5 separate regions of the Homo sapiens genome follow, and all the other regions are linked to region 1. The links are chromatin loops, found by intact Hi-C in ENCODE. Cell type or tissue: heart right ventricle. All regions are shown on one strand.

Region 1 (5,000 bases):
CCCTAAGAGAGTAGGAAACAGGAAAGCTGACTAGGACATTGTGTTGGCCACTTTCCCTATATGTTTAAGCTACACATTCAGTGAACTGAATATCAAGTCTTACTTGATCTGTTGACTGCCCAAGTGCTGTAGTTGAATGTGGAAAGATATGTCATAGTGTCAGGTTTCTGGATAATAATGGTTCCAGTTAGGTGAAAAAAAACCTTACACTGGTTATTTACAGATAATTTAATGTAAACAATTGTTTAAGTGGGTATTGGAGACAATGATGAAAAAAAGGAGGTTCAAGTAACAGATAAACAGTATCTATGGGAAGAAACCTCCACTTGGAAAGAGGTTGGGTCATTAGAACCTAAAAGGCTAGGAAGTGGCCCATAGAACTGGATCTCAGATATCTGAGGAAGGATGCTGTCCCTAATTGGTACTTATGCCATAGGACCTCAGAGGATGTGGCCCTCAGAGCTGGGACTAAAACCTTTGAGGATGGGACACTACCTTGATGGTGCTGGTATTTTTGAGAGAGTTCAATAAGGCTGGGAGTTAAACAAAAACCAAAACCAATCAACCAACCAACCAATCTGGAGACTAGAATCAATTCCACTTCCAAGATAAAGAGTTGCTGCTAAGGAATACTGACAAGACAGGAACAGACAGAAAGAGCAAGTGTCCCTCTCCATGTTTCAACCTTCTAATGTTTCTGTTGCTCTCTGTAGGTAGAAACTCAGAGAGAGACAGCTGGCAAAGAAGGGTTTGACTCCCAGTGCCAGCATGACAGAGTACAGTATGGACGGCAGGCTTGGGACTGAGAGATAAGTGTTAGTAACTGGCGCAGCTCCAATCTTATGTGGGTCTGAAAGCTTGTGACTACTGAGGAGCACCTATAACATCACCCTGCAGTGCACTGTTCCTACCAGGGAATTAGAGTCAGAATCAAGTCCCCTAGTGCAGGTGGGTGGAGAAACATGACATCATGTTTAGAGGCAGCATTCATAGCTATGAAGGAATTGACATGAAGCTGGTAAGAGGAGTAAGATCAACTGCCCCACATTGTGGGGATTAGATAAAGTAACTGTAACCCAATGCTGGTGTGGGCTCTAGGAGGAGAGTTTCTTCCAGTCACTCAACAACAGTAGGAAAGAAAAATTATACCCATTGGCTTACAGGAAGGGGCTCTTAGTACCTTCAGGCTTGGCTCTCATTGTCTCAAGCCAGAGCCACAGGTTCAACTCAGTATTTGTCATATTTTAAGCACAGAATTCTCTAATAGAACTTCTCTCCATTTCACAGTTGCTAAGAGAGTTTTATCTCTCACTGTTTTCCTATTGTCCCTTAGATGATATAAAGGCCAACTTCACCACTGATTTTCTAAAATAATACTTATAATGAAAATCCAAGTTCATGTGTTTTGAGCACTTGCAATATACCAATGTCTATGAATAATAATATTTAATTTTCATAAGAGCCTTCTATACGTGATCATAAAAGTGAGTTTTTAAAAAGGAATCTAATAGGATATAATTCATAGGAATATAATACATCTGTAATCAGGTGATATTTTCAAGCATTTGGTCAACTCCATTCGTCTTTCCAGGAGTGCTTTCCCTGCATCTGCCATGATTTCACCCGGAAGCAAGCCCAGAATGAACTCAAAGAGGAGTCTATGTTATTTGGCCAAAACTCAGATCTTAATTCCCGAACCAGACTTCTGTAGATCAATGCAAATGGCCAACACAATTATGAGATGCTTGACTCAAACTGGGTGTACATAGGGATAGAAACTACCAACTTTGTTGTAGGGATTTGTAAAGGATGGAGGGACCAAGACAGCAGTGGGACAACAGTGATCACCCCTCACAGTAACTAGCACAGCTCTCACATATTGAGGGGCTCAGTAAACATTTCCTTACTTATGATATTGAATTGGCTAAAAGAAGAGTTGAAAAATCATGTCTATCTTTAATCTCTAGTTCCCCAGTAGTAGAGTCCTAAACGTAACAAATGGATAAACCACATACTTGAAAAGTTGGCTCTCTGCTCTGGTTCTAAGTATAGAGGTTTAGAGGACCACAGATTTCTCACAAAATTGTCAAGCTCACTGCAAGTGGTAAAATAACTGGTCTCAAGGGTCCTAGATAGGCTTTGAAGTAAATCCTCATACAGATGATAAAGGAGCAAGATAACCAAAGAATCAGACCATGAAGGGCAGACCCAACTCTGCTGTGAAGTTCCCATAGCAAAATGTTAAAACATGTCCTCTCTGTAAAGGTTTTCAAGCACTGTCTTGAGTGGATATAATGAAGTAGTATAAATTAAAGGCATTTTAAATGGATGGGGTACCAATGTTTTGTCAGTTTTTCAAAACTGAGGAAGTCTATGAAGATTTGCTTTGCTGATACAACCTGAATATGTTCCAACTGCATTGGAAGAGGGTGCATTCAGAACATGAGAAGAGAGACAGGAGTAGCTTTCCAAAGGTCACTCCCCTCACTCCCTGGTTTGCAGGTTAGTCATATTTGTGTGAGGAACACAGCCTCTTGAGCAGGAAGATCTGATATCATTGCACATTGCTATTCAATACCATAGCTGACTTAAATCAAGGCCAGTGGAAAGAAAGAATAGCAAGTCCTCTGGAATTAAGGTGGAAAAAGAAGGGACCCTATGTTGGTAGCCAAAGCTCAAAACAAACACCTAAGTATTGTTGAGGGAACAATACTACACTTTCCATTTATCACAGAAAGCTTTTTAGTGCCTAGCCATCCTGATACTTTATTATGCTTTGGTGTATATTCTAGGCAGTGAGAGTTCTGAGACATCAGAGAAAGTTTATAGCATCAAGACTGCAACTGTAGAACTTAAACAGCAACGTCTGAAGTTAAGCAAACTCTTCATAGTTGGCAAGTCAACATTGCCCCTTTGTGGCTATTTGTGGGAATAACGGTACTGTATTGAATGCCAGTTCTCAGTCTCAGGTGTTTGAAAGAGAACGTGACAAGTCCGTTTAGAAAACTCCTGTACTTCCTGCTCATAGGGCACATAGGGACTTGAGTGATTAATTTAACAAATAAAAGAGACATACCAATTTATACCATGATTTTCTTTTCTTCAGCAACATTTAAAAGTCAATACCAAATCACTGACATGAGTCAGGTATTCATAAGAATAGTGAATATCCTTAGTGTTTCATAACATATTACACTATCAGCATTTGGCTGAGTACTGTATATAATAACAACATTTCTGCACCTATTCAACCAAAAATTAGTTATTGAGTTCTTTACGTGTGATTAGCACTCTGAACATACAGGAAAACTAAGTTTTAGAGAGATTATGGTCAAAATAGCCCATGAATTATAATTCCCATTTTTGCAGATGAGGCAACTGAGCAAAATGATAAATTATACATAGTCATTTAATCAATAGGGACCAGAGTTAAAATTGAGAAGTAAGGCATTTTGCTACATAAACCCATTTTTGCTTCTTCAGAGTCTAGGGATTGAGGTATATTTTTAATCTTTCACTGGATAGCTTTGTAGTTTCCTAAGTTTTTCATACTCCAGATTATAGATATCAAAGGCAGAGTACACTAAAAACCCACACGCATTGAATTAGTCAATGCAATTAAAGTTAGCTACTGTAACAATGATAGCACAGTGGCCTAACACAATAAAATTTACTTCTCACCCACACCTCATTCCAATGCATGAGGGCTTTGCTCCACATCAACATTTAGGGACCCATGCTTTTTTTATTATGTGGATCCTCCATGTTCTGGGCTCTTAGAGACCTTCACTGGTGCTTCTGAATCTGGGTGGCAAGCCAGAAAGAGAAAGAATATGCAGGATTTTGTAAGCTTTAGGGCCCCAAACTAGGAGACACATCACTTTCTCTATCATTTCATCGGCCAGACTCCTCACATAGATCCAGCTGCTTGCAAAAGAGCCTTGATCATAAATTTTCATTTCTCTTTTTCCTACATAGACAATAGGCTTACCTCCTTATCAAGGGAGACCACCCAAGCTCTCATCTGATTACTCTATGCAGCAAAAAATCCAAGACCTACAGATGTGTGTGGCCTTCTCCATCAGATCCCATTGTGATTTCTCTTTCACCAGTGATATTCTGTCTCTCTATTAATGGCGGAGCAGATGATTTCCAACTGGAAATGAAGTGTAGAATTCAGTTAGCAGTAACTTAATAGTAATGCGAGAATGCTTTAGGAGCAGATATTGCAATATTTTTACTTACTGAGAGGGGGACAAGTTTCTTGACTAGACATTGTTTGCGTTCTCTAGGAGGAACTCTCCTGATCATTGTTTTCAATGTCCTGATCATTGCTTTTTATTGTTTTTTTAATGCCATCTGCCTTTGGGGGTTTGTGCCTTTATTAATGTTCCCATTATCCTAAATGTGCCTTTATTAATGTTCCCATTATCCTAAATGAAGCAGGCATCGAACAATGTGACTTCTTTTGGAGTGACACTGCATTTGAACCTACTTTCTACTTATAAAATATTAGTATCAGTACTTTAAATAATTTTTTATTTAATTATTCATTTTAAAATTGATACATAATAATTATACATATTTATGAAGTTACATACAACGTGTAGTGAGCAGATCAGGGTAATTAGCATATCCATCATCTCAAACATTTATCATTACTTTGTGTTGGGTATATTCAATATTCTTTCTTCTAGCTATTTGAAAATATACAATATATTGTTGACTATTATCATCCTTTAGTTCTGTAAAACACTAGTACTTGTTTCTCCTTTCTAATTGTAATTTGTGTAGGATCAATACATTTTTTAAATTCTAAAGCAAAAACTTTCTTCAAAAGTCAAGTTCATGTTTCTTTGGCAATAAACCCCCTCGAAGGCCTAATAGGTTTTTGATCTATCTGTATCAGGTCAGTTCAATGTGCTAGTGATCACACTCAAAGGATTTTCTTAGGCATAATTTCCATTACTTTTCTTTTCTATATTGTCTTCTCCCTTTCT
Region 2 (5,000 bases), 200 kb before region 1:
GTATGGTATTCCTACTTGCTTTCTGGACATCATGAATATCCTGTAGATGTCTCAAAACTTAACATGTTCAAAACTGTACTCAACCTCTTTTCTAAAACACAATTCCCCTTCTTATGTGTTTCTAGTCTGTTAATGGCTTTATCTTTTACTGAATCTCCTATACTTCCTATGAGAGTCTTCTCTCATCCCCCATTTGTTTGCCAGGTCTTGTTGCTTTTACTTTGCGGTTAATTTAAATCTGGAGGCAGATATTCTGCATTTGCATTTTAGTCCTGTCACTAGCTGGGTAATGTTGGGCAATTTATTTAACCTCTCTGGGCCTTGATTTCCTCCTATGTAAAATGTGGATAATAATACTTAAATGGGTTTTTATGAGGTTTAAGTTAGCTACTTCGTGTAGTGCTGGAATGGAGCCTGGCATGTAGTAAATATATGTTTGCTGTAATACTTATTAATTCAGCATTCAATTTCAAAAGCATATTTGAGTTCAGGCTGTATGTTTGCACTGGGATTTCAAAGAAAAATGAATGCTATTTTTATTTTGTCAAGGAACTTGCTATTGATTGGCAGAGGTATTACAGGTATAAATAATTTCAGTATTGCATGGAACATATTAAGATAGAGGCGAATCTCAGATTTATCTTTCCTAATATTTCTCTTAGTTCATGACATTACTTTCTTATTTTCAAATGGACTATTGAAACAGCTTCTTATAAATTGTCCACTGCAATCCATCTCTCTCTGCTCCATCTTATTCTGTTACCTGATGTATTTTTGAAGGACAATCTGATCTTACCATTTTCTTGTTTAAAAACCTCCTTTGTTTCTAGGGTGTCAGTAGACAAAAGCTAAACTCCTTAGCATAATATTTAGCAATACTTATAACCGTCACCCACATTTACCCTTCAACTAATGTTGTGCCTCTCTTCTCTGAATAGTCTGTGATTAAGGCACACTAAATTTGCAACTGTTCTTTGAATTTTTCGTGTTCTTTCACGGTACCATAGTTTTGTACGTACTGTTTTTAATATGAAGAAAACCTTTCCCTCTGCTCTCTGCTTAATTAGTATCTCATTATTAAAGATCTAAGTTCAATATTAACTCTGTGGAACCCTCTAATAGCCCAGGCAGAGTTAGTTGTTTTCCTTCATGCCCCCATGACACTTTTTATAAATACTTCTATTTACAATATTTGTTGGATTTATGTTTATGCTACCTCAACTGTTTTTATCCATCTTTGTTATTTCCAGTGCTTACTTAGAACAGTGCCCAGTATTTTATCCATATGGATATACATTGAGTTAATGAGTAAGCCCTACCTGCTCTTTAGGACTGGGCCCCTCCCTTTATAAGACTCACCTGTTCTATAGAAATTTTGCTTAAACATAGTGGCTACCTTCCTTTAGTTGTGAGCTGGAAATTGTGTGAGAGAGTATCTGGGTGAAGGGAGATATTGTTAATATAACCTTAGGGCAAAATGTGGGGCTGGTGCCAGGTCTCTGGATTCCTTCGGCCTTTGTTGAGTATAAAGAGGAAGGACAACTGAACCACCCCTTTCCTTTCAAGGTTTTATGCTTGTGAGAGACAGTACTGATGAGGGTGTGGTGGCTGTAAAGGAGAAGGAACTATGGTTCCTTCTCCAATAGCTACTTGGTACTTTTTTCCTTTTTCTTGTGAGGATGTCTTACCATTTTCTTGGGAGCGAGTTTGGGTTGTGTCTGGCAGGAGTGGAGATGGGAATGTGTCTGTCTTCCTTACTGGAAAGGAAACAGCTCTTCTTTATTGGTTGGCTCTGAATTCTTCCTCTTAAGAGTATTCAGTCAGTTAAGGGTCTTATTTGCTCATCTCCCATAGGTCACTGGGTAGGTTTCTAGGGAAGCACCTGTGATAGACAGAAATTTCTTCTTCAGTAGTCCCAGAGGGCTAGAGTCAGATCAAGGCTGGATTTCTTGATTGATTGTTCATTCATTCATTCATTCACTCACTTATTTGCTTCAGCATTAATACGTTCAACGAATATTTATTGAGTCCCTAGGCCCTGGGGATACAACAGACACAATAAGACAAACCCTGCCCTCAAAGAAGCTACCTAATGTGGGGAAGATAGACAAATAAATAAATAGTTTCAGGTAGTGAAAACTGCCAAGAAGAAAGGATTAGGAAGCTAGAGAGTGAAGGTGAGAAGATGTGCTATTTAGATAGAATTGTTAGGCAGGGCCTATCTGGGGAGATGATTTGAAACAAACAAACAAACAAAACGAGCAATGACAGCAATGTGAAAAGCAGGAGAAGGACATTCTAGTCTAGGCAGAGGGAACAAAAAGTATTCAAGAAGGCCTGTGTCACTAAAGTGTGAGTGAGAAGGAGAATGGTAGGAAGTTATACAGATTAGATTATGTAGGCTCCTGTAGGCCAAGATAAGGAATTTGAACTATTACAGTGTGTTAGGAAATTATTGGAGAGTATTCAGCAGAGGACAGGTCATATAATTTAGGTTTTAAAAATATCACTCTGGTTGTTTTGATAACTCTTAGGAGGATAGTAAAGGAATCATGGAGACCAGATTGGAAGCTACTGCAATAGTGAGACATATTTTGAAGGTAGAGATGATAGAGTTTGCTGATGAACTGGATATTGGAAGTAAGGAAAAGAAAAAACAAGGATAATGTACACATTTTCAGCTTGAGCATTTAGGTTAATTTTGGTATCATTTTCTTTTGAGATGGAGAAAGTTGAAGGAGTAACAGGTTTGGTGGTAGAAATCTGAGTTCTGTTTTAGACATGTCAGTTGCTGATTGTGTGTATGTGTGTATGTATATATAGGTGTGTGGAGTTTTCAGTGGAGTGGTGGTTCTGAGTTCTGGAAAGTGAGCTTCTATTTATCCCTTCCATTATCTCTTCTCTGAATTAGATTTAGAAATCTGGACTGGCCAGTGACCTCTGGGCTTGCCATTCCAGCCTGGTATAACCTCTGGCTCCATGGGCAGCTACTGGCTCCTACAGACCGGATGAAGCAGACTGGAGACACAAGTGGAGAAAACCTCCAGCTGGCAAATCCTCAGAGTGTAGGCCTCTGGCTGCCAGTCCTGCCCAGCCTGCCTCATGGAGAGGATGAATTGGCTGAGCAGACTGGCCTCCCGGGGCCCTGGGCACCGTATACCTCAAGGGGCCAATCTCCAAACCCCAGTCATGGCTGATCCCGAGACCTGCCTCATGGTCTTCAAGAATCACTGGTCCCAGGTAGGAGACTGTATGGCAAAGGGCCTTGTCTGCTGATCACCTGAGTTCTCCCAGCCTTCTATATTCTCCTCATCCCATTTAGTAACCTTATCAATTTAGATTCCTTCCATCTTCTGTCCTTTTTCCCTAGGTGGTGCGAATCCTGGAGCGGCAAGGCCCTCGGGCAGCTCCTGGGGGTGCAGACGATCTCAGTGCTGTGCGCAACCACACTTACCAGATGTTGACACTGCTGGCAGAGGACCGTGCAGTTCCCTCGGCCCCCACAGGCCCTGGGCCCCTGCTGGAGTTTGCTCTGCACGAGGATCTGCTGACCCGTGTGTTGACATGGCAGCTGCAATGGGATGAGCTTGGGGATGGGGTCGAGGAACGGCGGGCTGAGCAACTGAAACTATTTGAAATGCTAGTGAGCGAAGCTCGCCAGCCACTGTTGCGGCATGGTCCAGTTCGTGAGGCTCTGCTCACCCTGCTGGATGCCTGTGGCCGCCCTGTGCCCAGTAGCCCAGCACTGGATGAAGGCTTGGTGCTACTTCTCAGCCAGCTGTGTGTTTGTGTGGCCCAGGAGCCTTCATTGCTCGAGTTCTTCCTGCAGCCACCTCCTGAGCCTGGAGCCGCTCCCCGTCTTCTTCTCTTTTCTCGCCTTGTCCCTTTTGTGCATCGAGAGGGCACCCTGGGCCAGCAGGCCCGTGATGCCCTACTTCTTCTCATGGCTTTGTCAGCTGGGAGCCCCACTGTGGGCCGCTACATCGCGGATCACTCTTACTTCTGCCCGGTTAGCACCCCCTGGCTTGGAGGGTAGGGTGTGGTGTGTAGATACTGAACAGCACCTTCCTATCCAGGAGATGGGGAGAGGCTATGTTCCAGGGCCCGTTCCCCTAGGAAACAGTTCCTGGATTTGAAAGCAGCCCCCTGGAGTTGTAGTGGGGATGAATCATGGGCTTAGATGGATAGGGCAGATACTAAGTCTCTTTGTAGGCCTGTGAATTCTAGGTGAGTTTCAGGCACATTGGGTAGGCAAATGCTTGCTTTGGTAATAGCTTATACCCCTATTCCCATCAAAACTCTGGATTACTAGCTCCCCTGTTCCAGTTTTTATATTTTATAAATGTATTTTATATATGAGCTTTTGGTAACTTCTCATAGGTGCTGGCCACAGGGCTCAGTGCCCTGTACTCATCACTGCCTCGAAAGATTGAGGTTCCAGGGGATGATTGGCACTGTCTGCGACGGGAAGACTGGCTGGGAGTGCCAGCCCTTGCACTCTTCATGAGTTCCCTGGAGTTCTGCAATGCAGTAATTCAGGTAGGACTGAAAGTCTGGCCCTTGGTCATTTTTGGGAGATTAGGTAGGAGGGGGTATATTCCCTGGAGTTCTGTCATTTTTCCATCTTGGAAGTAGGATGCCTCTCTGTAGTGTACTATTCTACTCCCTTCCAGGCAGTGGTCTCCTCATAACCCTCCCCCTTCTCTCTGGCACTCCTACAGGTGGCTCACCCCCTGGTGCAGAAGCAGTTGGTTGATTATATCCATAATGGGTTCCTGGTGCCTGTCATGGGTCCTGCCTTGCACAAGGTGAGAGTCATGGGTGGCAAGGCATATAAGGGGCTAAGCTGCAGTGGTAACCTCAGTGACAGGACTAACGTAGGAGGCGGTGGGTAGAGTACTCCTCCCTTTTGCCCTGTCTGCTCCTGATTTCTCTTAGAATCCAGGGAAAATGGCCCTGTATGTGCAGGGAAGCTGTGCATTTCCAGACTTTCCCTTCTT
Region 3 (5,000 bases), 340 kb before region 1:
TCTGTTTCTTCCACTAGTAATGAACTGCACAAAAGTAGAGACTCTTCACCAGTGTAACCCAAGTACCTAGAACAGTGGTTGGAATATTACAGGTGCCAAATGAATATTTGTTGAGTGAATGAATGAATAAACTTGCTTACTGTTAAGATTCAAGAGGGCAGGAAACATCTACTGTGTTCATTATGATACGCCCAGTGTCTACCACAGTACCTGGTCAGCGTGTGTATTGGTTTCCTAGAGCTGTTGTAAAAAATTACCACAAACTTGGTGGCATAAGGCAACATAAATTTATTCTCATTGTTCTGGAGGCTAGAGGTTTGATGTCAAGATGTCAGCAGGGCCACACTCCCTCTGAAGGCTTGAAGGGAGAATCTGCTCTTTCTGCTTCTGACATTTCCGGGCATTCCTTGGCTTATGGCTGCATCACTGCAATCTCTGCCTCTGTCTTCAGTGGCCTTCTCTTGCATTTGTTTCTTTTAAGGACATTTGCCATTGGATTTAAGGCCCATCAGATAATCAAGGATCCTGAGATCCTTAACTTGATTACATCTTTAAAGTTCTGTTTTCCAAATAAGGTCACATTCACGGGTTCTGGGACATGGGCATAACTTTTGGAGTGGGGGAAGCAACTATTTAACCTACTACAGAACTTACAAAACACTTGTTGGCTGACTGGCTAGACTGACTAGTCTCCCTGGGTCTACTTTTGCCCCTGTCCAATCCGTCTTCCACAATGCCACTAACCTGACCTTTCTAATTAGAAAAAGCCTTCTTTTCTTTTTCTTTTTCTTTTTTTTGGAATCATAACTTCCTACTTGGAAATTTGAAAAAACTTCTGTGTTTTTCCATCCTAGGGGAAAAAAATTCATACTCCTTAGCTCAGCTACAAGATCTTCCATCTGTTGTTCTCTGCTTCCCTGTTCAAGTCTCTCTTCTCCCTCTCTCCTCACTTTTCACTTTGTGCTCCAACCACATGGCTGACCAGGGTCCTCTGTATATTTGTGTAGTATATGCAGTTTCTTCTTCCTCAAATAGCTTCCTATCCTTTGACCCTTTGGCAAACTCCTATTCATCCTTCAAGTCTCAACCAAAGTCCCTCTTCTATGCTGCCGTCCCTGCACACTGACCCCACACCCCTATCTAGAATCCTAATATGTAGATGCTCATTTGATGTTTGTTTGAATAAGTAAATAAACCCAAGTGGGATGGGGGCTGAGAAGGGTAGGACCTGGATTAGGCTTGGGTCTGGAAGAAAAGGAAAATGGGAAAAGTCACACTTGGTATCTAGGACAGGTGCCAGGGACTGGTGGGATGCTGGGACTGGAAGCATTTGGCCTTTGGGTAATACGGCCTGAGATAGATGTGATGGGAGGCCTGCCTATGGGAGGTGGTGAGATGGCACAGGGGTGTGTGGTCTGGTGTTAGAGGGCCAGCAGATGCGAGGCCCAGGTGGGCTGCCATGCTATAGAATCTAGTCTTCTTGGGCCACAGTTCCCGGGATGGGATTAGTTAACTCAACAGAGACCACCTTTGTTATGAGACCTGGGCACAGCTGTGGCCATGTCTGAAGAGGGACCCGGGAGCACAGGCAAAACAAAATGGAAAGCCCCAGTGGCCAGAGGCCTCTCTGGAGACCAGTGGGAAGGGGACGATAAACAGAGGAAACAGATGGGACCTGTCCAGCTCTTGGGGATCAAAGAGCCCCCACAAACACCACTCCTTATGTCCTCTGAGTAATGGTCTTTAGTAACCTAGGCACAGAGGGTCCTAAAAGAGAGGACTATAGGTCACTGAAAGGACCTGGTCGTGGGGGTCTGAGAAAGGCCCTGGTCTTTGGGGGTCAAGAGCTATAGGTCCTGGTCATTGAATGACCTGATTGTGAAGCCAAGCCTAAATGAGGTGCCCTCACCACCATGGAGCTAGAATGAGGGGTTCTGGTCAGTAGAGAGCCTTAGAAAGAGGCCCTGGTCATTGGATGCATGACCTAGGGGCCCTGGTCACTGAGGCTCTGGTCAGTGGGGGGTGGGACTGGGGGCTGCACAAGGGGCCCTGATTCCTGAGGAGACTGACCTAGAGGCCATGGTAACTAAAGGACTTGAGCAGGGGGCTCTGGTGACTGAAGCCTGAATGAGGGGCTCTGGTCAGTGGGGGCTTAAGGGAAAGGCCACTTCTGTTATTCCTGAGCTGAGGTGGGGAGAGCTCAGTGCTCCTTGTCAGCCTAGCATGCTCCTGTGCCCTCCCAACCTGACCAGCATGGCTCCCAATAGCCAGCAGATGGCACTGTGGCCTTGCCTGATGAGAAGTGGGCAGCCAGCAGGCAGTCCTTGGGGTGAAGAAGCTCAGCGGAGAGACAGGCTCAGGTGCTGCCTCCAGCAGCTTTGGGAGCTGCAAGAATTTGGGAGGGGGTGTGGTAAGACAGACCTTGATCAAACTCTCTGGGGTGATGGCCCAAGGCAGACGCGCTGGAAGCAGAGAATGCTGTGCCGTGGGTCAGGAGGCCTCAGTGTCTTCCATACCTCAGAAGGCAGGACGGGCTTGGTCAATAGCTCTGGAGTTCAGAACAAACTACTGCAAATGTGGCCCAACATACTCAGATACACTTTCACTCCAAGACTAATGCAGCTGTCCCTGTCACAAGATCCAAGACAAACTAAGACGTACCCTGAACATTAAGCTGTCATTTCCCGGCACTCTCAGTATTCCAGAAGGAATTAAGAGTCTGTACCCTGGCACAGTCAGAACTTGTCACAGCCCAGAACTCAATACCTCACTCACGGGGCGTGGCCACATTCCAGAACCATGTCACAGTCCAGGGCCTTGTCATACCCCAGATATAGACACAGAGTGGGGCTCTGGCATCCCTCAAATAATGGCACGTCCCAGGAACCTCCATGTGCAGAACAACCCAGGGCCTGTCCTGTCAATCTTTATATACTGGCATTTCCCAGGGGCTTGTCACAGCCCCTGCTTGGCCCTGAGCTGTGATAGTATCTGGTGTGCAACAGCTACGATGTGACAGGGCCCTGGGATATGGCAGTATTCAGTATACAACAGAGTCCTGAAATGTCCCTGTATTGGAGGATTGACAGGGCCCTGGGCTGTGACTTTATCTACAATGTGCAGCAACTGGTTCCAAAACTCACACCTGTGGGTTTGGCCATCATCAACAAGTATTAGTGATCAGAGTGCATAGCAATTATGGTGACAAGCTCCATGGGGGATACAGAGTGTACAAAGCAGTGTTTCTCAAACTATCCATGGTGACAAGACCAATTTTATTTTAAACATTTGCATTTCAAATCCACTGCAGACTGACACTTTTGTAAAATGCAATTAAATTGCTAGAAAAACAAAAATTTGGCCGGGCGTGGTGGCTCATGCCTGTAATCCCAGCACTTCGGGAGGCCGAGGTGGGCAGATAACCTGAGGTCAGGAGTTTGAGACCAGTCTGGCCAACATGGTGAAACCCTGTGTCTACTAACAATACAAACATTAGCTGGGCGTGGTGGCAGGCACCGGTAATCCCAGCTACTTAGGAGGCTGAGGCAGGAGAATTGCTTCAACCCGGGAGGCGGAGGTTGCAGTGAGCCGAGATCGTGCCATTGCACTCCAGCCTAGGGGACAAGAGTAAGACTTCGTCTCAAAAAGAAAAAAGAAAAAAAAGAAAAAATTTAAAAAGACACAAAATATGAACCCAGTTTGTAAAAATAAACTTTTTATTTTGGAATAATTTTAGATTTGCAGAAAAGTTGCGAAGAGAGTAGACAGTTGCTGTGTACCCTTCATTCAATTTCCCCTAATGTTAATATCTTGGATAACTGTGGTACATTTATCGAAACTAATAAATTAGCTGTGGCATGGTACTATTCACTAAACTACAGACTCTCTTCAGATTTCAGCAGTTTTTCCACTAATGTCCTTTTTCTGTTTCAGAATCTAATTCAGGATACCATATGGCGTTAGGTGTACTTTTTGTTATTAAATTAAATGATAAATAATGATTCTGTCAAATTGCTATAGACATTTCTAAATGCTTACTCTCCATTTCTGAACTTATCTTCTCATGGGAACAAATAATTTGTAGGTGGATACTGGCCTGTAGGCCACAATTTTGAGTAGCGCTGGTATAAAATGGCTAGCTGTCATATATATGGTGGTGTGGCAGGGAAGTGAGGGGTGGGAAGCAACTGGCATTTACAACTAGAGTACAGGGGTACAGAGGAAGCAAAGGTGGTGGCCATGTGGGTGGGTCTTGGCCATGGAACACAGTAATGGAAATGGAGAGCTTTTGGAATGCAGTCCCGAAAGATACCTAGTAAGACAGTGATCCTGCAAGTGTGCATTGTTTTGAAGTTTTGGTGTAAATATCTGCAACAACCAGCAGGTCCTGATGACTATTTATGAGCTCATTGAGCTATAAAGGTGGGTAGAGAACTTCGAATTTTTTTTTTCTTTTTTTTTTTTTTTTTTTTAGAGAGGAGAAGAAAAACCACACACAGGGATCAGACGCCTCCAGCTGAAGAAGGTGAGGCATAGAGATCTCTCACCACTAGGGAACATATCTGAGTCAGTCAGCACCAAATATGTTAGCAGTGGCAGGTATCTGAGTTACTGGCAGCGAATCTGTATGCATCTGCAGCAACCTCAATTCTTGCCTCCTTAGAAGAAAGAATTCAGCCAGGCGTGGTGGCTCATGCCTGTAATCCCAGCACTTTGGGAGGCCGAGTCGGGTGGGTCACCTGAAGTTGGGGGTTCGAGACCAGCCTGACCAACATGGAGACGCCCTCTCTCTACTAAAAATACAAAAATTAGCTGGGCGTGGTGGTGCATGTCTATAATCCCAGCTACTCAGGAGGCTGAGGCAAGAGAATCGCTTGAACCCAGGAGGCAGAGGTTGCAGTAAGTGGAGACTGTGCCATTGCACTCCAGTATGGGCAACAAGAGTGAAACTCTGTCTCAAAAAAAAAAAAAAAAAAAAAAAGAAGAAGAAAGAATTCAAC
Region 4 (5,000 bases), 330 kb before region 1:
TTTCCTTCTTTCTTTTTTTTTTTTGAGACGGTGTCTTGCTCGATAGCCCAGGCTGGAGTGCAGTGGCACGATCTCGGCTCACCACAACCTCCGTCTCCCGGGTTCGAGCAATTCTCCTGTCTCAGCCTCCTGAGTAGCTCGGACTACAGGCACGTGCCACCACGACCAGCTAATTTTTTTTTTTTTGTATTTTTACTAGAGATGGGGTTTCACCTTGTTGGTCAGGCTGGTCTCTAATTCCTGACCTCAGGTGATCCATCTGCCTTGGCCTCCCAAAGTGCTGGGATTACAGGCATAAGCCACCACGCCCGGCTATGTATCACATTTTCTATTAAATAAATAATCATACAGTTTGTCTAACAGCTGTGTCTCCTAATTGGAGGTGAGTTTCACAAGGACATGAATTTTATATATATATATGAATTATATATATATAAATTATATATATATGAATTATATATATAATTCATATATATATATGAATTATATATATAAATTATATATATATGAATTATATATATAAATTATATATATATGAATTATATATAAATTATATATATATGAATTATATATATATAAATTATATATATAAATTATATATATATATAAATTATATATATATATATATTTTTTTTTTTTTGAGACAGAGTCTCACTCTGTTGCCCAGGCTTGAGTGCAGTGGCACGATCTCGGCTCACTGCAACCTCTGCTTCCTGGGTTCAAGCAATTCTCTGCCTCAGCCTCCTGAGTAACTGGGATTACAGGCGTCCGCCACCATGCCCAGCTAATTTTTTGTATTTTTAGTAGAGACGGGGTTTCACCATCTTAGCCAGGCTGGTCTTGAACTCCTGACCCCGTGAGCTACCCACCTTGGCCTCCCAAAGTGATGAATTCTATTTTATACACTGTTGTTTCCCCAATACCTTGCACAAGGCTCAATACGCAGGGGAGCTCAATAAGGATGTGTGGTAAGAATGAATGAATGAATGAATGAATGAATGAATAATGAATGCATTGACTGAATGGCTGACTTGTTATGCTTTTGATTAATGGGATGGTTTTGGTTTTTCTTCTGAAAAAAGGCCTTAATGCTGAAGGTTCTGTTTGTAGATGGAAAAACAGGCCTTAGGGGCAGCTGGCAAACAAGAACAGTGGTTAATGTTTAAAGGAACTCCATGGGCAGCTCAAATGCAGGGAGCCCAGCATGAGTTAAAACAGAGGAAAAAATGGCTCTGGGAAGAGGGGGAACAGGAATAGGGATGGTGAATCACAATTTCCTATATCTGGCCACCAAGTTTTCCTGTAATTTGTATTTACTTTAGACCCTGTACTAAGTTCCCAGAGGATTTGGGGTAAAAGTGGAAGCTGGTTTGTTTACGTTACACTGTTCATGTGGATTAGTGTGTGGCAGAAACATTTTGGAGGGTTATTGCTAATCATCCCTGATGTATGTGGGCTGGGGCTGGAGTGGCCAAAGCCGGCCTTTTGGGGGACAACCCTGGGATTGCACCAATTAGCCCAGCAGGGCCCACTCCTCCTCATGAGACCTGGGCGCAGCTGTGGCCCCTCTCTGGACAAAGGGCACAGGGATGGAGCAGAAGGCAGAGCCCTGGAGATAAGAGGCTTCTCAGGGGAGCAGAGAGAGGGAAGCGGAAGACAGTTGGGTGGCCTGAGGGGACCTGCCCAGTTCTTGTTATGCTCACTAGGCCTTAATTAAAGACCTTTGGTCATGCAGCTCTTAGTGATGGTCAGGGTCCCTGAGGAATGGGGCTGATCAAGACTGTTAAAGGTCTAAACACATTAAAGATTATGTTTGGTTTCTACATGTTATTCAAAACAAAATGGTATAGGCCATAAAATAAATACAAAGAAAGTTAATAAAATGTATCCCACGATGGTCATACTGATGGCCTTTTGCAAATATTGAATTCTTTAAAAATTTGTTTTCCTGTTTTGTGGTTTCTGCTTTCATAATGCCATAGCTCTTTCTTATCAGCTTATTGAAGAATCCATCCCTGATGAGGGGTCTGAGGGAGGGTTCCTGTCAATGAAACTTGAATGAAAACTAGAGAAATCTGAGTCCTCAGCTCACGGAGAAGCAGAGTGAGGACCCCAATCATTGATGGGCTCAGTGAGGACCCTGGTTACTGAGGGGCCTGAGTGAGGGTCCCTGGGAGGCCTGTGAAGGAGACTGTGGTCACTGAGGGGGCTGAGCTGAGGCACTGTTGTTGAGGTGTCTCAGAGAAGGTCCTTAGTTACTGAAAACTGGGGTGAGGGTAGGCTCTGGTCCATGACGAGCCTAAACATGATGCTCTGGTCATTGGGGACCTGTGGAAAAATCCCTGATCACTGAGGGGTCTGAGTCAAGGGCCCTACTTACTAAGGGCCTGGGTGGAGACATCTGGTCACCAAAGCCTGAAGGAGAGGGTCCTGTCACAAATTCTTACAGGTGATCAGAGGTTTCTGAGTGAGAGGCTCTATTACTGAGAGGGACAAGGAGGATGCTTGTGTCACTGACTTAGGGTGACCAGCTCCTGATGAAACTGAGGGTGGGGTCCCTGGCTCTCAGAGGGTTGAAGAAAGGGCTCTGGACACTGAGACATGACTGAGGGTATTCGGTCAACGGGAAGTATAAATGAGGGGCTTTCCCTAGCAAGCATGGGCTCACATAGGTGGGACAAACTGCCCAATGTGGGATCTGGTAGCTGAGATTTCACGGCAGGGTTAAACCACAGTGGTCCTTAATTCTTCCTCCCTCTTCCTCCTTCGGCCTGACCTGCAGGTCTTCTAGATACCAGTAGATGGCACTGCAACCTCACATGTGGAGGGGGCAGCTGGCTTAGGTCCCAAGGTGGGTCCCAAGTGCAAGCAGGTGAGAAGTGAGAGAGGAAATTAGTTGCCCTTCTGACCAGATTCCCTGGAGTCAGGGGAGAATCAGGCTTGACAGCTTAGATCCCCTAAGCACAGCCACCTAGAGGCCAAATCCTGTTATCACAGACCAACTAGTTCCAAATGCACTGTGACTTTTTATGTTGGATTCATTCATACGTTTTTTTTTCCAGCAAGTGTACATCCAATATATGATAGAATTTGAGTTAGGTGCTGAGGATACAAGGGTGATTAAGCAAGGTCACTATTTTTAGAAGCTCATGGTGTCAGAGGTGAAAATTAATATAAATAAAATAATTACAATAAATGTGATAAGGATTGAAGAACAAGGATATGCACAATGCTTTGGAGGCCCAGGGAAGGTCTGAATATACAGTTTAAGGAGGTTGTGAAAGTGTGAGGAGGAAGAGGTGACATTGAAACAGGGTCTCAAAGCATGAACAGGGATTTTGTTTGTGAGGCACACATGAGGGAAGGTATCTGGGGCAGGAGCAAATGTGTGAGTAAGGATGTGGGGTGTGTGAGAGAGCCTGGGGTGTCAAGGGATCTCCATGCGGTCCAAAACATCTAGGAAATATGGAACACTATAGGGGTGGGCTGGGAGGATGGTGAGGAGGAGGAATGACATATAGATATGGGGGAAGATCATTAAGAATCTTATACCCATATTTAATTTAAGGCTTTGGTCGTGGTTCTTAAACGGATAAAAAATCAGGAGAATTTTCTACAGGCAGATGAAATATTCTGGTTTCTGTTTAATTACTTTGGTAGCCAAGTTGTAATTAGAGGAGGGATGGACTGCAGGCAGAGACCCAACTAGGCAACCAAGTTAGAATTTATGAGAGTTAAATAAAGAAGGATGTTGCAGAAAAGAAAACAGATCTGAGGGGTGTTTAGGAGGGAGGATGAGCAGGATTTTGTGTCAAAATAGACATGAAAAGTAAGGGAGAACGAGGAATGTAGAAAAATAATAAATGTTAACATTTATTAAACATTTAACATCTGTAATACTTTATCTCAATAATCATAACAGCACTCTCTAAGGTAGGAAATATTACCCCTATTTTCGGATGAGGCAACTGGAGCTCACAGAGGCTACATGATTTGTCTAAGACCACACAGCTAGTTCTGTCCCCTGCCTGGTTTTCCTATGTTAAACCTTTTCTCTCTCCAGATTCCCCTCCAGAGTGAGATTTAGGAAATCCTTCCTTAAAATCCTCCAGCGGCTCCCTATTGTGTACTTCACAGTTGCATCAACCTTTCTCCACCTCATTCTAAAGATCAGGCAGGTAGGACTGCTGGCAACTCCCCAAAGTGCTAACCTTCCTTGCCTGTGTGCACTTTTCTATGTGGTACACTGCTGACAACTCCCCAAAGTGCTAACCTTTCTCGTCTGTGTGCCCTTGTATATGTGCTGCAGTGCTGACAACTCCCCAAAGGGCTAATCTTTCTTGCCTTGTGCACTTGTGTGTGTGCTGCCATGCTGATGCACATTCCAGCTGACACCTTCACACATGCTGGCTCCTTCTGCCTCATCCGCACCTCCCTCCTACCCACTGACCTGATTAACTTATACTTGTCTTTTGAATCTTAACTTAAATGTCGTTTCCTCAGGGTAGTTTTTTATGACTCACCCTCAAGTCCATGAGGTTAGGTCTATGTATAATGTACTGTCACAGCATTTAGTACTTTTCTTTCATAGATCACAATTATAATGAAGTCACTATTTTCATAATTACTAGCTTAACGTCAGTTTCTTCCACTGGATTATTTTCATTTTTTGAGGTGATGGAGGGGCTACTTGAGGGGTATTCATAGCAGCTTTGTTGTAGCAACAAAAATACCATGAATTAGTTACATAAAATGTGATTAAATATTCCTTATAATGAAATATTATGCAGCCATTAAAATGAATGAGAGCTCATGCCACCCTCCCTCAATTTCCATCCAGGCCCTGTTGACAGAAGAGAAGACTCAAGCCTGATTTGCAGATAGCTCTGCATAGGACACAGCTACCAGACAGAAATGGCCAGAGGGAAGGGAAGCCCAACTTTCATCCTTCCGGGAATAACACCTTTCCTGGGGACAGGTTTACACTGATTTCTGGGTGG
Region 5 (5,000 bases), 270 kb before region 1:
GCCATGTTGGCCAGGATGTTCTCGAACTCCTGACCTCAGGTGATCCGCCTGTCTCAGCCTCCCAAAGTGCTGGGATTACAGGCATGAGCCAACTCGCCTGGCTTGTTTTGTTCTTTTTACTTACTTTGGCTCATCTGTCACAGAAGTCCTCTGCTAAACAAAGATGTTTGTGGATGTTTCTTCCCTGAGCAATAATTAAACAAAGTTTTTCAAATTGTCAAAATCATTCTAGCATTCTGGGGGATGCCCTTAACCTTGATGATGGACTTTCCAGCTACTAACTTGGGGCTTTATGACTCAGAAACTTGACATGTTCCCAAGGTAACATTAACTTCTGGGTTTGTTTATTAACCGTCCTAAGAAAAGGTCTCACTCTCTGCTGTTAGGAATACATGTTTTGATAATGACGGTGGTCCTACACACACTCAAGCAAGCCATAAATACCCAGGAGGGCATATACTGTGGTGAAAGATGAAGGCCTTTTTTCTGAACTGGACAAGTATCCTCAGCATTTTTCCAGCAAGCCATTATCATTACCGTCATCTATGCATTGACAATAGGATATATTAGCCATCGCTAAAGTGGGGTGCACAATCTCAGGGGCTACTCAGGACAGCCTTTTGAAATTTCCATTTTGATGATGAGATACCTGGTACAACTTCTCAGCACATTACAATGTCTGCCAAAATAGTGTCAGGACACCTCAGTCAATAGAACAGAAAAAACACCAAGTGCTTCTGAACAGGGATGTCATCATAAAGCTTCTAGAAAGTTTCTGCGCTAGGTTGCTGGGAAAGTCGCCAGACTGGGCTGCCTCAAAAGTCTCTGATACTTTGCCTTAAAGTCTCTAGGCCCTCTGTGGCTAAAACAAAGACGGGGACAAGCCATTAAAGGATAATTTAGTTCTAAGTAGCCATTAAAAGATAATTTTCATAAACAGGTAAGATCAGTACTCTTATACAGATATAAGAATAAACATGAGTTAAAGTTTTTATTTAACTAATTCATGAGGAAAGCAGTGAAGTATTACAACCAGGTGAAAGGAGAATCCCAAGGACAGACACATTTATAGATCCGGAATATTAAAATGACTGTGCAAATACAGCCAGATGGGGTTTTTTTTGTTGTTGTTGTTGTTTTACCGGACAGCATTCATTTGCATATCTATAGACAAGAATGATTTAGCATTGCTGCCAGTTATCTACACTTTATAGAGCTGCAAAACAGCTCCCACAGAATTGGAATCAGACAAGTCAGGTGTGCTCTGGAATGACAACACGTAATTTTCAAATTAAGCACAATTTTTTCCTTATAGTCCCCCCACTTTTTATTACAAAGAACCTCAAAGATTCTTGATGACAAAATGAGTATGGTCTTATTAGATTCGGCCTGGTTCTTTAAACAGGTGCAGCAAGACTGTTAACCATATGGGCCTTCTTTAAGTTTTTTCCGCTAGAGGTTCTCTAAGAAATCTCAGCTTGATCTTTTACAAGCTTCTATTCATTTGCTGTCTTGAAGCTAAGATGGTAAGTCCAAGGAAATTTCTCCATAAGATTTCATCTGTAGTATCTATACATTTTGGCCTAATTCCTTTCTTCTTGAATCTTCCTTCCTTCCTTCCTTTGCCATGTTGGCCAGGCTCGTCTCGAACTCCTGACCTCAGGTGATCCACTCGTTTCAGCCACCCAAAGTACTGGAATTATAGGCATGAGCCACCGTGACCAGCCTCTTCTTGAATTTTTCAAAACCTCTCAAGGCTCTTGGCCTGCCACGAAAGTGACCTCCCTTACCACCTCCAAGGCTGGATCCTGGATAAATCCAGGTACCAGGACGGTTTTCCTTGGACAGATTTGCCAGCACTGGCTCCATCAAATCAACCTTAGTTTCCTAAAAGGGGCTGATCATGCACAGGCTATGGCTTCCCTGGGCTGGCAGGAAGCTCCTCTGCAGCTGCTGTTCACAGAGCTGCAGCCTGGTGGCCACTGATGCCAAAGACTGGGTACTTGGAGCCACTGGTGCGCTGGTCAGCAGAGGGCGTGCTCCCTGCCACCTGGGCGGAGAGGACTGGGGAGGATGAAGTAGGGTGAGGTTGGTGGGCTTACTACCTTAATGCTAACTCTCACAGCTGTTTGGAGATGAGCCCACCACCACCTGCCCCTGCTTGTCTCAAATCTTTTCTAAAAAGGACAAAAGAGGCTCACCAGTTGTTCCTCGTGTTCCTGGTTACAAATTATTTGGCAAAGTTTATCCCAGAGATTATCTTTAGAAAACTTTCAAAAATAATTTAGCAAAAGTATGAAGCACAAACAGAAGGACCTGTCAACCACCATGTCAGGCTTCAAGACATAAGAATTTCGAATCTGAACCATTTTTACCTGTACTCTGATTTCCAGGTATGAGCCATCATATGATTGATTACTGCTTTTATGTTCTGCTTAAGAAATCTTTGCCCACTCCAAGGAAATCTTGTCAAATCATTAGAAGAAGCTTTAGGTCACCAACAAGAATGTGGGACTGTGAATCAGTCTCAAAATCAAGAAATTAAAGCAGTCAAAAAAAAGAAAGAGAGAGAAGGAAAGAAAGAAAAAAAGAAAGAAGGAAAGACAGAAAAAAGAAAGAAGGAAAGAAAGAAAACAGTAATTTAAACAGGAAGAAAATATTGCCAGTTGCAGTGGTTATTTGGACCAGTGAAAAATAAGGCATAGTAGGAGAAAAGGTAAATTATGTTCAGGGGTTGCCCCCTAGTGTTCCTGGGCAAATTTGTAGTCTCACTGTAGGAAATGAATGGATTATCATTCCTGACCTTTATGAACTAGTCCTCTCAAGAGGAAAGGAGTGGTGAAAAAACTTTGGTGAAACAAGTTCTCTCTGAACACATCATTCTCTCTGATAGAGAAGGTGTACCTGTTGGCGATCCTGGTGCTGGTCTGGAATTAAGCTGGACAGATCCTATGCATTGCCATCTCTCTACCTACATCTTTTAGAAGAGTGGCCATTTCATGATGTTTTACATAGTATGGTAGCAGCATATTTATGTTACAGTCCTGATGTTAGTTATGTCCAAGGATGCATGTCATTGTGGTAATGCTCATTCTCAATTTGGAAGAGACCAATGCCTTCACTGCATTTGCAAAGATCTCATAAATAAGTCACGCCAGTTGGTCTTCTGTGTGGATCACAGCAAGGTGTTAAGATATTTTGCAACGTTTGAAGTATTCTCTGAAGACAATTTCTTCAGATTGTTTCTTCAAGTCTTATGGCCTTACACCAGGCACATGCTTAATAGATAGGATCTTCACACTGTATCATAAATCACTACTCTACTTGATCTGTTCTATCCAGTCTGAGATGTTTTACAGAGACAGGAAGAAATTTTTATTTAGAACTGGACTAGGAACCCTTCATCTGTATGAAGATAGTTTCCTACAGATGGACTTGATTCATATTGCACCTTGTCTAACTAAACGGGCAGAGGCTATCATATCAGAAAAGCTGTTTAGCTGTATTGCAGTCACCTGGACACAGAAGAGTACCAAGAAATGGCCCTAGGTCTTTGTGTCTGTAATGAAGCATATTAAAGAAGGAGATAAGGATATTTTTAAAATGTAGCATATTTAAAGTATTAGAAGTTCAAATCCATTATTTTCTGGGAATTTTAAGAATATTCTTTTTATATAAGTGCTTATTTATCTCTATCAGCCAATCAGAAAAGAGCCTCTTTAAAAAGAGATTGATAATCTAATTTATTAGTATTATCTAGAGGTAGGAAAATTTTACATACTTACACTGTGAAAGGTAAAGATCTTTCTAAATTATGGACACATAGACAAACAGAGACAAAGAAATCTTATACTTCAATTAAAAATTCCATCATGGGTTAAGGGTAATAAAGAAACCCCAAAACTCACCAGTCTCAGTATGAAAGATTTGTTCTCCTTCCCAGTGAGCCCAGGATTCTTAATTCATTTGGGCTTAAAGTAGACAAATAGACAAACAAAAAGAACTAATAATCCAGATTCTCCATTTTCTCTCACACAAAAGAGAATATGTCTCTATAAGTCATTCATCTATTTATAGAGATCACCAAATGGTCAGACTATGAAACCCAATTCTCAATCATTGCTGCTGCTAATGATTATTGCCTACAAATGAACCAAAACCAAAACACAAAATTAGTAAAGAGAAAAATTAAAATTACAAAAATAGCAAAGATGCATGTGTAAATTGAGCCCAAACTCGTTTTTATTTGGGGGTGGGGTGGGGTAGGGAGGTAAGAGGGAATGGTGTTTTGCATTGCCGTTATTTACAGCTTAGAGTTGTAAAAGAGCTCCCATAGAAACAGAAACAGATAATAGGAAGTGTGGGCTATTGACAATGCATGGTTTTATTGAAGCTCAAAATCTACTCTACATAAGGTAATCCTTAAGGTTGGGATGCTGATGCCATTTTCAGTGTTACAAAGCTACGGTCCTAACTGGGCCTGCCTGTAATCCACTCACTTCTGAGCCCCAGCACACGACTCTAGGATTCTGTTTACAACTCTTCTCCAACCCCAACTAGCCCACGACTTTCATCCAATCAGGACAGGCACCCTCTCGTAGCACTCACAGTATCACCAGTCAGGCCACACACAACGGGGAGAAAAAAATCAACCCTCTTTCCATGTTTTTGAAATCCAGATGTGAAGAGCTAAAAATAATTTTTTAAAACTTGAATTTGTTTAAAATCTCCCTAACTGTAGTTTCCAATGTAAAAAGCAAAGCAAAGCGAAGCGAAGTAAAACAAACCAAAAACCCACTCACAAATCCAAAGGGATTTTCTTGAACTGTTTCAACAAGAAAAACAGCAGGCTCTTCCTACTTTTCTGAAGCTCCTAAATAAAATTTTTTTCTGACTCAGAGTTATAGTGAATTGCTCAACTTTATTTCCCAATGTAAAAAAAGGAAAAGAGAAATCCTCACAAAAATACTGCAGTAAGGCCGGGCCCGGTGGCTCACGCC

What was found. Hi-C counts contacts between places; a loop is a spot of excess contacts. Peaks named below come from ENCODE experiments on the same cell type or tissue, not always from the same donor. Only the 100,000 strongest peaks of a DNase experiment are listed, where the experiment ranks them.
Region 2: a loop joins it to region 1, with 2.3 times the contacts of the local background. A loop is called at or near these places in 2 of 110 quality-filtered maps.
Region 3: it touches region 1 in a loop (8-fold over the local background); 93 of 110 quality-filtered maps call a loop at or near these places.
Region 4: a loop joins it to region 1, with 9 times the contacts of the local background. A loop is called at or near these places in 93 of 110 quality-filtered maps.
Region 5: it touches region 1 in a loop (6-fold over the local background); 22 of 110 quality-filtered maps call a loop at or near these places.

What each region holds. Positions count from the first base shown.
Region 1 is chr11:6,021,080-6,026,079 of GRCh38, reverse strand. It overlaps OR56A1 (olfactory receptor family 56 subfamily A member 1), which reads left to right. Exons shown (of 2, transcript NM_001388488.1): 2 at 1-5,000. It overlaps LOC107984303 (a long non-coding RNA gene), which reads right to left and starts at 4,080. Exons shown (of 4, transcript XR_001748102.2): 1 at 3,992-4,080. It also overlaps a transcript of OR56A3 not described here. In heart right ventricle, CTCF peaks have their summits at 2,716 and 2,924; no DNase peak of the experiment used is centred here.
Region 2 is chr11:6,222,619-6,227,618 of GRCh38, reverse strand. It overlaps FHIP1B (FHF complex subunit HOOK interacting protein 1B), which reads left to right. Exons shown (of 12, transcript NM_001098794.2): 2 at 2,912-3,240; 3 at 3,371-4,009; 4 at 4,381-4,539; 5 at 4,722-4,808. The coding sequence starts at 3,103. Among named protein-coding and RNA genes, the nearest start is that of FHIP1B, 9.5 kb to the left of the region's middle. In heart right ventricle, no CTCF peak of the experiment used is centred here; no DNase peak of the experiment used is centred here; H3K27ac peaks cover 2,759 bases.
Region 3 is chr11:6,360,532-6,365,531 of GRCh38, reverse strand. It overlaps LOC124902623 (a long non-coding RNA gene), which reads right to left and starts at 2,737. Exons shown (of 2, transcript XR_007062571.1): 1 at 2,422-2,737; 2 at 265-1,245. RefSeq lists a silencer at 2,159-2,453. In heart right ventricle, a CTCF peak has its summit at 2,270 (motif pointing right); DNase peaks (open chromatin) are centred at 2,281 and 2,791; H3K4me3 peaks cover 357 bases; H3K27ac peaks cover 1,363 bases.
Region 4 is chr11:6,351,429-6,356,428 of GRCh38, reverse strand. No RefSeq gene overlaps it. Among named protein-coding and RNA genes, the nearest start is that of CAVIN3, 33 kb to the right of the region's middle. In heart right ventricle, a CTCF peak has its summit at 2,817 (motif pointing right); a DNase peak (open chromatin) is centred at 2,828.
Region 5 is chr11:6,295,781-6,300,780 of GRCh38, reverse strand. No RefSeq gene overlaps it. Among named protein-coding and RNA genes, the nearest start is that of CAVIN3, 22 kb to the left of the region's middle. In heart right ventricle, CTCF peaks have their summits at 1,794, 1,993 (motif pointing right) and 2,762 (motif pointing left); a DNase peak (open chromatin) is centred at 1,996.